Regions from separate parts of the Homo sapiens genome. Here region 2 is linked to region 1. The links are chromatin loops, found by intact Hi-C in ENCODE. Cell type or tissue: Caco-2. All regions are shown on one strand. Each heading gives the region's core, and the rest is flanking DNA. Links, peaks and the distances in the headings are about the cores only.

Region 1 (6,516 bases), core at 2,297-4,796:
CAGTGAATTTATGGAACTGGCTCACGTACTTAACTAGCATAAAGAGAATATGACCTCATGAAAATAAGACATGCTGTTGTCATCAGTAAAACAAGTTTACTGGAGCAGTTTTCAGGGCTACCATACATAAAAACGGGTACCATGGGTGGAGTGACTACAGGAAGCTTTTTCAAAGAAGAACTATGCTTTAAATGATTCTTTGAATTAAAAAGAGGAAAGAGGGATTTCTTGATGCTTGGATTCTCCCCGTTGGTGGAATCTGTCTGCAATATAAGATACAAATAAACTAATTGCAAAAAAAAAAAAAAGTGCTCTTATTGAAACTACTAGCCCTTGGAAGCCCTCAAATTGCTAAATATTAACAGTCACTGAAAGAATCTCGGTGCTGTGCATCTAGAGCTTCTGTGCCAATTCTCACCTGGATGTGAAGATGTCAATAATGCAAATTCAAGACAAGCACAAACTTCTTCTAAGTATATAATGTGAGATCATGATCAATACCTCTAGTAGGAATGCCAAGAGACCTAGACACACCTACTCACATTAAGCTTATAAAACGTTAAATAATTTTTACTTACTATCAGAAATATGGTTATAAAGAACTGTGTTAAAGAGCTACTGATAAACTTCAATCTTCTCCTAATTGCTAGAGAGGACTTCAGCAAGTAAAAAATCTACCATGTAATTTGCCTATTAGGAGAAAAAAAATCCCAACATACTGGAAACCCTTTCGAATTTGGTCAACTTTTAAGCCTGAAAACATCACTAGGAAGAGGTATTGATCACTGTGGTGGGATACTAATGTTGAGTAAGAGGCCTTGTTCTGTACTGCTAGAAATATTTACCCAATGGAAAACATCTAGCACAATTCAGATACTGGTTTTCAAAGAGAAGAAACAGAAATTTCAATATTTAAATGGAAGCATCATCACAAGTTGAGATACTAACTAACTAGGATACAATTACCAAGTTGGCAAAGTCACCATATGCTCTGAGGACTTATGTAACTCTGGATATGTAACCAAAGCCAGATTTCCCAAGGCAGCTTCCAGATTTGCTTGAGTCGAAGCAGGCACCTTTACAATACAGAATTATTTTTTTTTGTCACCACTTTTCCCTGTTTTGGATATCTCAATTGTCAGAGAACTAGAATGTCTATGAAGGTATTCAAGTATTTAGGTAATCTTTTAAGGGTATATGTAAAAAGGGATTTGAGTAAAACATCCCACAAATTTTCTTGTTCCAATGACAGGAACCTCGAGGAAGAGTTTAACTTGCATCGCTGAAGAGGCCAGAGGAGAGCTCCTAGAGGCTCCCCACAGAGGCGGGTCCATGGTATGAATTGAGCCTGGACTTGGTATTTAGGAGAACGCAGTTCTGGTTCTCCCAGTTGATTATGTGATTTTTGGGCTTTGAAGCAAGCCCACAACTTGCTTGGGCTCAGTTCCTATACCAGTGAATAAAAAAATTCAACTAGATTTAGGATCCACCTCAGCTTTAACATGTCATGCGTCTCTATGTACACTGGGCATCAGATTTTCATTCTTTTGGAATCTTATGCAAAGGCCACAATGCCTTAAATCTTTTGAAGCTTATTCTATGTAGTTTCTTTTTGCTGAGTTCTAGAAAGTGAAAAACTATTAACAGTTTAAATGCTCATTCAAAGTAGGCAGAGTTAACCCAATGTCAGGCGTAGGACTCTGAGGTTTGGAAGGCTGTACTGAGCGCTCTTTGGAAATCCCAAAGCCCTTAAATTTTATGTTTCATTTAATTAAAAGATGCAGAGATACAAACAACTTTTGGGTTGGTAAAGCTTAAGGCATTATGGCCTATGCAGAGATATTCTACAGTTACTTTAATATCAAAAAGGAAACTTATGAAAACCTAATAAAAAGTTTAAGTCGAGAGGATGTTAGAGAATGGTTATTTTCCTTTTTACTCTAATCTATATTACTAAAATATCTAAAATTTAACTAAATTCTGAATAATAAAGTCAGCCAACATGTATACTCTACTTGTGCCACAGTGAGCCAGGGACTTTAGGTTTAATGTTGCTCTACAGTAAACATCAAAATCTAAATCTATATACAAAAACACCTTCAATTCCTTAATCTTTCCTACTTTCTACCACTTAATCACCCCACAATGCCAGGAGACCTGTGGTTTAGAACAAAAACCACAAAATAAAAATAACAGTGGTCAGGAGGTAGCCAAAGTTTAACGCTCATGATAGAGAAACATGTTCTACAGACAATGATAAAAGTTTTATTAACACTTTAAACATTTTAAGTATTCCTATGTTAAATCAGGTCTATTTGTTCACCCAGTTTAAGTAACAATTATAGTAGTATCTGACTGAGTGGCATTTTGATTTGACACTTTAAAAGTAAGCTTCAGTTAAAAATATGGGCAGTTTTTTTAATGACTACTTCAGAAATATTATGCAGCCATTAGGATTGAAGATAATAAAGTATTTGTAGTAACATACATATTCTGTGCATGTAGATATAGATAGATAAACTGTTAAAAGCCAGAATACAAAATCGTACTAAAAGGATTGCTCTAATTTAAAACTTAAAAAACAAACAAACAAAAAAAAACCCCACCTTCTTGCCACAAACATATGCATAGGCTAAACAGCTGGAGGAAAATATACCAAAATCCTAATACTAGTTGTGGTAGGGTATTAAGATTTAAAACGATCTTTTTCTTTTTCTCAAATTTTCTATAATGAACTCATATTTATTTTATAAGGAAATACATAAATTTAACAAGCAAGCAAGTGAAAGAATGATCTAGAAAGATTATCTAGGAAGGTATTTGTTAACATTTCTAGAACATCTGTGAGATAAAAATGCTTACTTCAGGTTATTTATACACATTGCTATGAACATCTACCTAATCTACTTCCCATTGAGTCATAATTCTATAATTTTCATAATAGAAAGGGCCTCAGAAACACTGGGTCTAATCTACTAAACTTATAGATGAAATCAGTGAAGTCCATCTGAACAGGCCATTTTGATTGTGTCTTTTTCCTCTTCAAATAAATAAGAATAAATTACGTATGAAGTAAAACTAGAACCAAAACCATTCAAAATGGCTAACTAGGCCAGGCACAGTGGCTCATGCCTAGCACTTTGGGAGGCCTAAGTGGGCAGATTGCTTGAGCTCAGGAGTTCGAGACCAGCCTGGGCAACATGGTGAAACCCTGTCTCTACAAGAAATACAAAAAATTAGCTGGGTGTGATGGCGTGCACCCAGTTATTTGGGAGGCTGAGGTGGGAGATCACTTGAGCCCAGGAGGTAGAGGTTGCAGGGAGCTGAGATCATGCCACTGCACTCCAGCCTGGGCAACAGGGTGAGACCCTGTCTCTAAAATAAATAAATAAATAAAAACGGCTAACTCTACCTTGTTTAGCCTTGAAGTTGTCATAAAGAAAAGGGGGATGCAGCCTCATCTAGGGGAAGAACTACTCCTGCTGCTGTCCTACAGGCCGGGTTTCCCCAAGGTTCTCATGTCACTAAACCAGCAGGATCCTTGCTTGGGTGGTTCAGTGAAGTGATGTGAACGGTCCCATGGAGCCAGCTCTTTGTTCAGGCAAAGGGCTCCCAGGAGATAAGGTGCATTCCAACCCACAGCGCGATCAAAAGGCAAACATATTTTCCTTCTAACGCAAGCCCTAAAATCCCAGATACGATCTTTGTGACTATATAACTCAGAAACACACCTGGCAACGTAGGAATTCTGTAACCAGCCAGGAGAGAATAAGGAATGATGGTTATTTACAAATTTCAACATTTAAAAGTAAACCAAAACCCATTTCCTAAGTTTATGCATATCTTTAAATCCCCAGAGAGAAACAAATCCTGTGTCTTCAAAGTTTTTACATTAATATAAGCCCACATAGATAAGAAGTATATTGAGAAAGGCTTAAAGTGTTCTCTGTCATCCAAATTAAATTTCTTCTATTCCTGGAGATTCTGTTGAATGTAGAAAAGGCTCTGTTGAGAGGATAGTTGTAAAGAATTTCAGAAAGAGACATAATACAGTGCAAAAATGTCAAGTCTCAATAAGAAAACAATCAACTTTGATTGCCAAGTGCAAAGTGTAAAGTATCCATTGAATAATGCAGAAACATGTTATTATATATAGAAACTGGTCATCTACTTACTGTTTGAGATTTCTTCTTTTTCTTTTTCATTGACCTGAAAAATCCTTGCTTCTCTTTTTCCTTGAGTTGCTCTGAATGACTAATATTTTCAGGACTTTTCCTAAATGAGAAGACATTTTTATCATATTGATTTTTCAATCATTTTCTTGCCATTGTGTGACAAATATAATAAGGACTGAAAATGCATGACACTAGGTTCCTATAGCCGGGAAGAATCAAACACTTGGGTAAAGAGCCTCTAAAAAAGCACAGGAGGAACTAAATTTAATCAACCATGGTTAGTGATTATCCTCTGGCACAGGCTCACTCAAAAGAGCAATTTGAGCATTATATGACCTGTAACTGTTGCTGCAAGACTATTTCCATGCTGTTGAAGACCTCAGAGTTTGAGATTATGAAAAGTACACAGCTTAAAGGATGGCTTTTCTGTAACTCTACAAGGGAAAGAGCAAAACATTTTCAACACCTACCTTCATTTTTCTATTTACCTTTTAAAAACCAGCTCGACAAGTTTATTATTAGCGACTTGTCAAGATACTGAACATAAAGATCAATACAGCTATAAAAACATCTTGAATGAAAGTAAAAATTTGCCAGAAACTGGAAATATCCTACTTATTAAACCTTTTATGTATTTATTAAAACTAAATAAAAATAGTTAAGAAAAAAATGTAGGGACAGGTGCAGTGGCTCACACCTGTAATCCTAGCACTTTGGGAGGCTGGGACAGGATCGCTTGAGGTCAGGAGTTTTAGACCAGTGTGGGCAACACGGCAAGACCCTGTTTCTTTAAAAAAAAAAAAAAAAAAGCTTTCACGGGGCGGGGGGAAAAGCTTCTAACTGAAAATACTGACATTAAGCTTGATACCACTGACACCACCAGGTATTCTGAACTCAGAATGATACATTTATAATTTTGAAAGCCAGAAAACTTCAGACATGATGAAATGGGTAAGTGTTGAAAACTTAAGAGTCTTTATTTTTATTTATTTATTTTTGAGACAGTGTCTTGCTCTGTTGCCCAGGCTGGAGTAAAATGGTGCGATTTTGGCTCACTGCAACCTCCACCTACCGGGTTCAAGTGATTCTCCTGCCTCAGCCTCCCAAGTAGCTGAAATTATAGGCATGCACCACCAGGCCTGGATAATTTTTTTACTTTCAGTAGAGACAGGGTTTTACCATGTTACCCAGGCTGGTCTCGAACTCCTGACCTCAAGTGATCTGCCCACCTCAGCCTCCCAAAGTGCTGGAATTACAGGTGTGAGCCACCGCGGCCAGCCAAAAGAGTCTTTAAATGTAGTGTTGTATTGTTGCGAAAAACATTCTAAACCCAATGACAGACTGGGCCTAGGCCCTGGGAATTTGGTAAAAGTTTCTTGTGACAAGTTCTTTTGCAATTAAGGAGATGAAACCCTCTTGCATGGGGCTTAAAGACAGACTGTCGTAAGCTAAACTCCAAGACACAGCATTCAGTCACTTGCCATTGGTAAGGAACACTGCAGAAGAGTGGGGTTTTCTGGAATCACAAAAGCATGACTCTGGATGGAAAGGAGCCTCAGAGAGCATCTAGTAGAAATGGCAATACTATTTTTAACGTTCTGTAACTTCTAGAGGTTAAAGAATTATACGTTTATGAAAAAGCTATGTCGTTCCACAATACTATCTGCAAAAACACAACCTAGAAGCACAACAGAATATTCAGATTAATGGGTAGAAGTTTTTACCAAGCAGAATGAAAGTCTCACAAAATACCACAGGTGTGTTGAGGGTAAAAGTGCTTTCTGCCAATCCAGCAAATCTTTAAGGAAGACATATTCATCATGACTGCCATCTCAGAATGTGAATGGGCATTACTGTAAGAATGTTAATGCTGGCACAAGAGGAAATGAAGGCTTGAGACACCAGTCCTAGGAGGAAGTAGGATCTTGCATGGTAAGAGGAGAATCTATGCAGGATGAAACGGTGAATAAGATGAAAGTGAGAAGGGGAGGGTAATAAAAGGAAAGCTCAATGTTTGCAGTTTGCATGTTGCATCGTTGGGTCCCCAGGACACAGGGAAGATGGGCCAAAGACCCTCTACAGGGGCTTTTCAAGAGGCACTGGATAAACCACAGCCCAGGTGGGGATAGAGGAATGATTGGGACATTTTCAAAGATCCAGGCAGAGAAAGATCCCAGAGGCCAAATGAAAAAAAGAAATAAATTACCCTTGAACTGGTGGGTGAAAACTAGGAGCGAAGCGTGTGTTTGCATCACCAAAGACAGAAAGAAGGATGTCAGAGAGGAAAAACAAAACAAGCGAGAAGCTATGCAGAAACATACATACCCAAAGAATTAACACA
Region 2 (5,162 bases), core at 2,412-4,911, 140 kb before region 1:
TCAAAGTGCTGGGATTACAGGCGTGAGCCACCGTGCCCAGCCAGAACGTTTTAATTTTCATTGCTGTCATTATGTCTGACTTTTCCATCTTCACCTCCCACTCCCTAATCTGCTGTGGGGTGGGTAGCCAGACAGGCAAACTCATGTGAACCTTGCGTGAGAGAAGGTTTTACTGATACTGGTTCATGGGTCTTTGAGTAAGAGGCCTAAGGCCTGTCCTGTGAGTAGGGTTCATTGGATTTGTGTCAACAATTTCAAGCGTTCAGAGACCCTTTTTACTTAATTCTGGGTTTGGGACATATGAGTGGTAAGTGAAGGTAAGTAAAGTAGGCTGAAGTTTGACATTGGGATAGGTGGGGTATCACTGTCATTTATATTTATATAGAAACACTGTTTCCAGAACAGCCTGTATTCATGCTTTTAGGCCACAGTACATCCATGCAAACTATCATCATTCTCCAGTTAAACTGCAGACAAAAATAAATAAGACAGAAAAGGGCAAAATCCTGACTTTGGTAAATCAGAGATCATCAGATGGTCGGGGCTTCCTCAGATATCTCTGTGTCCCAGCCTTTCATTTCCCTGCTTTTAACTTAGGACATTCTTTTGCTATAAGCTAAGCGACCAAGCACCATCACCCCCAAGCTCTACGTGTCATTCTCCCGTCTGAGACACCATTAAGTACACTACCTTTCCAGCTTCTTTTTTTCTTTTTTCTTTTTTCTTTTTTTTTTTTTTTTTTTGAGACAGAGTTTTGCTCTTGTCCCCCAGGCTGAAGTGCAATGGTGCGATCTTGGCTCATTGCAACCTCCACCTCCCGGGTTCAAGCGATTCTCCTGCCTCGGCCTCCTGAGTAGCTGGGACTACAGGCACGCACCACCACATCTGGCTAATTTTTGTATTTTTATTAGAGACAGGGGTTTCATCATGTTGACCAGGCTGGTCTCGAACTCCTGACCTCAAGTGATCCGTCCACCTCAGCCTCCTGAAGTGCTAGGATTGCAGGCATGAGCCACTGTGCCCGGCCTTTTTCCTTTTTCTAGATAAATGAAAGTAATGTATTTATTCACTTATTATAAATTCCTTTAAAATAATAATATAGTTTCCGGGTTTTCTGCTGTACCGCTGTTGAAAATACTAATGATATTATTGATCAGCTATTTTCCCCATTGCTTTATCATTGTTGCTATTTTCTTCTTTTTTAAAAAATAAATTTTACCATGTACATTCAAGGTATAATATATCATGATGTTACAGAATACATACATATAGTAAAAAGGTTACTATAGTGAAGCAAATTAAAGTATCCATCATCTGACATAGTTATCCAATTTTTGTTTTTTTGTGGCAATAGCAGCTAAAATCTACTCATTTGGCATGAATCCCATATATGGTACAATTTTATTACCTATAGTCCTCGTGTTGTACACTAGATCTCTTTTCAGTTTCTTAAAGTGGAAACTTGCTGTCATCAATGGCTCTTCCCTCGGTTTCCCCACTTAAACCAGGCAGTTTCGAGATTCTGGTGTATGTGGTTCACTCCATGTCCAAGATGCATTTTACCTTCTTCTCACTCACGCCTGCCAGAATTCTAATCCATGGCTCTTGCACACTTCTGTTTTCCAGACATCCCTCTCACCTCTCTACCCAAATCCATCCTAAATATAATAGTGCCCTAGTCTTTCATCACTGGGCTAGCAATCTCCATTTCCTTAGCACTGTCATTGGTTAGCTCTCCAAATATATCTTGCTTGCATTTGAATGCTATATTTTCACCTTTAGTTCCTTTTATAGTACTTCTTACCACCCACCTCCTCCTGTTCAATCTTTACATTAGCACCTTCCAGTTTTATATGTTCCATATAGTTTTGCAGACAGAATTAAAGAAATATGTTAGAATTCTCTTTTCTCATCTGTCTACTCCAGAGTCCTATCCCTTATCGCACTTTCATACGAAATAAAGAAATTTTCTTTTCTAAATGCCTTGGAATTTAGTGACTACGTTCCCGATTTAATTTACTCAACTATTTGCCCTTTTATATATTTCTCAAGACTCTAGATAAAGAATGACCAGGTTTGTTGTTGTTCTCCACATGCCCTGCCCCCTCCTCCTTCCTCACATTGTAATTGTCAACAATAGCCGGACCGCACTTCTGAACATTTGGTGTGGAGCTACGTCCCAAATTAAATAAATCCCATCCCCTGTCCATCCTTCCACCTTTCCCATGGCACTCCAGTGGGGCCAGTAGAATCTCCATTTCATGGTCAATGAAGCCCCTTCCACCTTCAACTTATTCAGAAAGGCTTCTCTCCTCCATAGGCCTGGGCTTCCTCCAGAGCACAGCAGCACTCCTGACTCCTGCAGCCCTTCTGAAGGAAAGGACCCACCCATCCCCAGGACACCCACCTCAGGCCCAGGAGCAGGGGAGGCTCTGCTTGCCCCCAGGGCTGCTCACAGAGAAACACCCCACCACCCTCCTTTCAGGCCCATGACCTCTGACTAAACTTCCTTCCCCTGCTCCTCATCTGGGTCCACGTGGTGCCCCCCACTGTTGAACACACCTGCTTTCCAGGTCCTTGCCCACCTCATCGCCAATACTCTCTTTCGATGGCTTGGGCTGCCCATGTTCTAGGCTCCACCCCAGGGCATCCCTTGCCCTGGGACTGCTCCCCCTGCACTTCCCACCATCCTACCTCCTAAGGCCCTCACTGCAGTCAGCCTGCTCCCTGACACAGTCGGTCAGCATTCCAGTCCTACTACCCTCCTACTTCTCCCAGTTGACTGGCCCATCCTGGCTTCTCTTCCTTCCCTACCCAGCTTAGATTCTGTGGCTGATGTCCAGAATTGCTCTTTCACCAGCCCCCTCGGCTCCCTGCCAGCAAACCTTCGCCTGGACTTCCTACACCAATCTGCTACTTGGGACACCTCCTGACACTCTCTGACAGTCACACTCTACGTCCTGGCTTGGGCCTGCTGAAGTCTCAACGGAACCTCTTCCTAGGTGCTGGCTCTACCCACTCCTGGTTTGGCCTGTCCTCTTCCCTTCCAAGCTGCTAATCTAATGCATGAAGTGAAAACCTTGTGTTTCTATTATAATTTATTATTTTAAAAATGCTTTTGGATACTTATTTTATCCAGAATACAACCTCTTATGGGGTGGAAGCTCAAGATAATATTGCAGCTGAAAAAAAAAATTGCAGTTCATGGAGGTTGTATGGCTTACTCAAGCTCTCACAGCCTCAAAGAGTGGAACTGATTGGTCATCAAAATGTGGCAGGCCAGGTCTCACTAACGCAGGCCTCCATAACAACTGTCTCAGTACTGACTGAGTGGTTCAGTTAAATATTAAAAGCTCAAAGAGCCAGTGCCCTATACAAAGGCTGGAATGTAACAAAAGCCCACCAAGAGTTTTGTCTAGGCCTTTCCTGGGCGTTAAAGCATGGCAAGATAACGAAGGAATTCTTAACAGGACCTATTTAGGATTAAACAAGTTTTACTGGGGATGTGAAGAAACTCCCCAGGCCTCCACAAACAAGTTGATTGGGGGTCTGAAGGAACTCTGCAAACCTCCATGATTTAGCAGGAGACAAGATAAGGGTAATCACCCCAGCACCTGGACCGATTTAGATTAAGTAAATTTACTGAGGCTCCAGAGGAAGGTCTTCAGGACTCAGACCTTAGTTATAGATGAAAAGAAGTTAATCACTTACGTCTTTAGATGAGTGCACACTTACACGTAGACATATAGCTTAGAAGGTATATAAGCTCTGGAAAACTTTCTAATTTTGAGTTGGTCTGGTGATAATTTCCAGGCCTTCTCCCTGGAGCCACTTACAGAAATAAAAACTCTCTTCCTTCCCAGTTCATCTGTATCTCGTTATTGGGCCATGAGAAATAGCAGCCCAACCCTCAGTTTGGTCCAGGAACAATAATGTTAGAGGTGTTTGAACCAGAGCACGCAGAAACCGCAATTACTTTTGCACCAACCTAATAAAACAGTTGCAGTAAAGAAGCCAGCTAAAACCCACCAAAACCGAGATGGCAACAAGAGTGACCTCTGGTCATTCTCACGGCTATACTCCCATCAGCATCATGACAGCTTACAAATGCCATGGCAACCTCAGGAAGTTACCCTATGTGGTCTAAAAAGGGGAGGCATGAATAGTCCACCCCTTGTTTAGCATATCATCAAGAAATAACCATAAAAATGGGCAACCAGCAGCCCTTGGGGATGCTCTGTCTATGGAGTAGCCATTCTTTTATTCTTTTACTTTCTTAATAAACTTGCTTTCACTTTAGTCTATGGACTCACCCTGAATTCTTTCTTGTGCGAGATCCAAGAATCCTTTCTTGGGGTCTGGATCGGGACCCCTTTCTGGTAACAATAATAATCAGAATATATTTTCTTTCCACCCATCTGAGATACCTACGCTACGCCCAATTATTTGACATGCTAGTTGTGGGGGTCACAGGAGTAGATGAACAATAAATGCATTAATCAAAAAGAGACATTCAGAAGACCAGTGTAAAGGGGTAACCGCTGTGAAGGCAGGGATCTCAAGATCAGTTTTCCATATGCAGTCAGCCATCCCTGAAGCAAACATTCAGGCTGTAACTCTTGGCCCAGAGACAGAAAAAAATCCAATCAAAGAGATGCAGAGAAAATCCATGCTGGCCAAGCAGTCTTGTGCCCTCTGTGCTGGCTCTCACAAGCCAAATGCAATAAATGAAGAGGAGGCACAGCATTGGAAGAACAACTGAGCCCATGGATGGCGAATCAGGGGAGAAAAGAGAGCATGCTGGAACTTATTCCTTATCATAAGCAACTCCACTCATGCATAATTAGTGTGCACTGGAAGAGAAGACTGGTATGTGACATGCTCATCCCTGAACAAAATTAAAATAAAACAGACTGCATCCCTCCCCATCCTGTACCATCTAGACATTTATGATGCGATAAAGACAATAAATACAATCCGGTACAAATCCTAATGGATACACAGACAACAATAATGTAGAATGAAGACCCAAAGTACAATTTTTTAAAAATTTATGAGATGTGTGTTAAAAAAAAAAAAGATATGGCTCTACAAATCTTTGAGCCTCCTGGTTAAAAACAGTAACATTATATCTGTATTAGTACATATCTCTAGTAAAACTA

Evidence for each region. Hi-C counts contacts between places; a loop is a spot of excess contacts. Peaks named below come from ENCODE experiments on the same cell type or tissue, not always from the same donor. Only the 100,000 strongest peaks of a DNase experiment are listed, where the experiment ranks them.
Region 2: it touches region 1 in a loop (8-fold over the local background); 1 of 110 quality-filtered maps calls a loop at or near these places.

What each region holds. Positions count from the first base shown.
Region 1 is chrX:18,617,626-18,624,141 of GRCh38, reverse strand. CDKL5 (cyclin dependent kinase like 5) reads right to left here. Exons shown (of 18, transcript NM_001323289.2): 16 at 4,176-4,275. Among named protein-coding and RNA genes, the nearest start is that of RS1, 51 kb to the left of the region's middle. In Caco-2, for the core only: no CTCF peak of the experiment used is centred there; a DNase peak (open chromatin) is centred at 3,591.
Region 2 is chrX:18,761,647-18,766,808 of GRCh38, reverse strand. The region is part of intron 6 of PPEF1 (protein phosphatase with EF-hand domain 1); the gene reads right to left. Among named protein-coding and RNA genes, the nearest start is that of PPEF1, 57 kb to the right of the region's middle. In Caco-2, for the core only: no CTCF peak of the experiment used is centred there; a DNase peak (open chromatin) is centred at 3,498.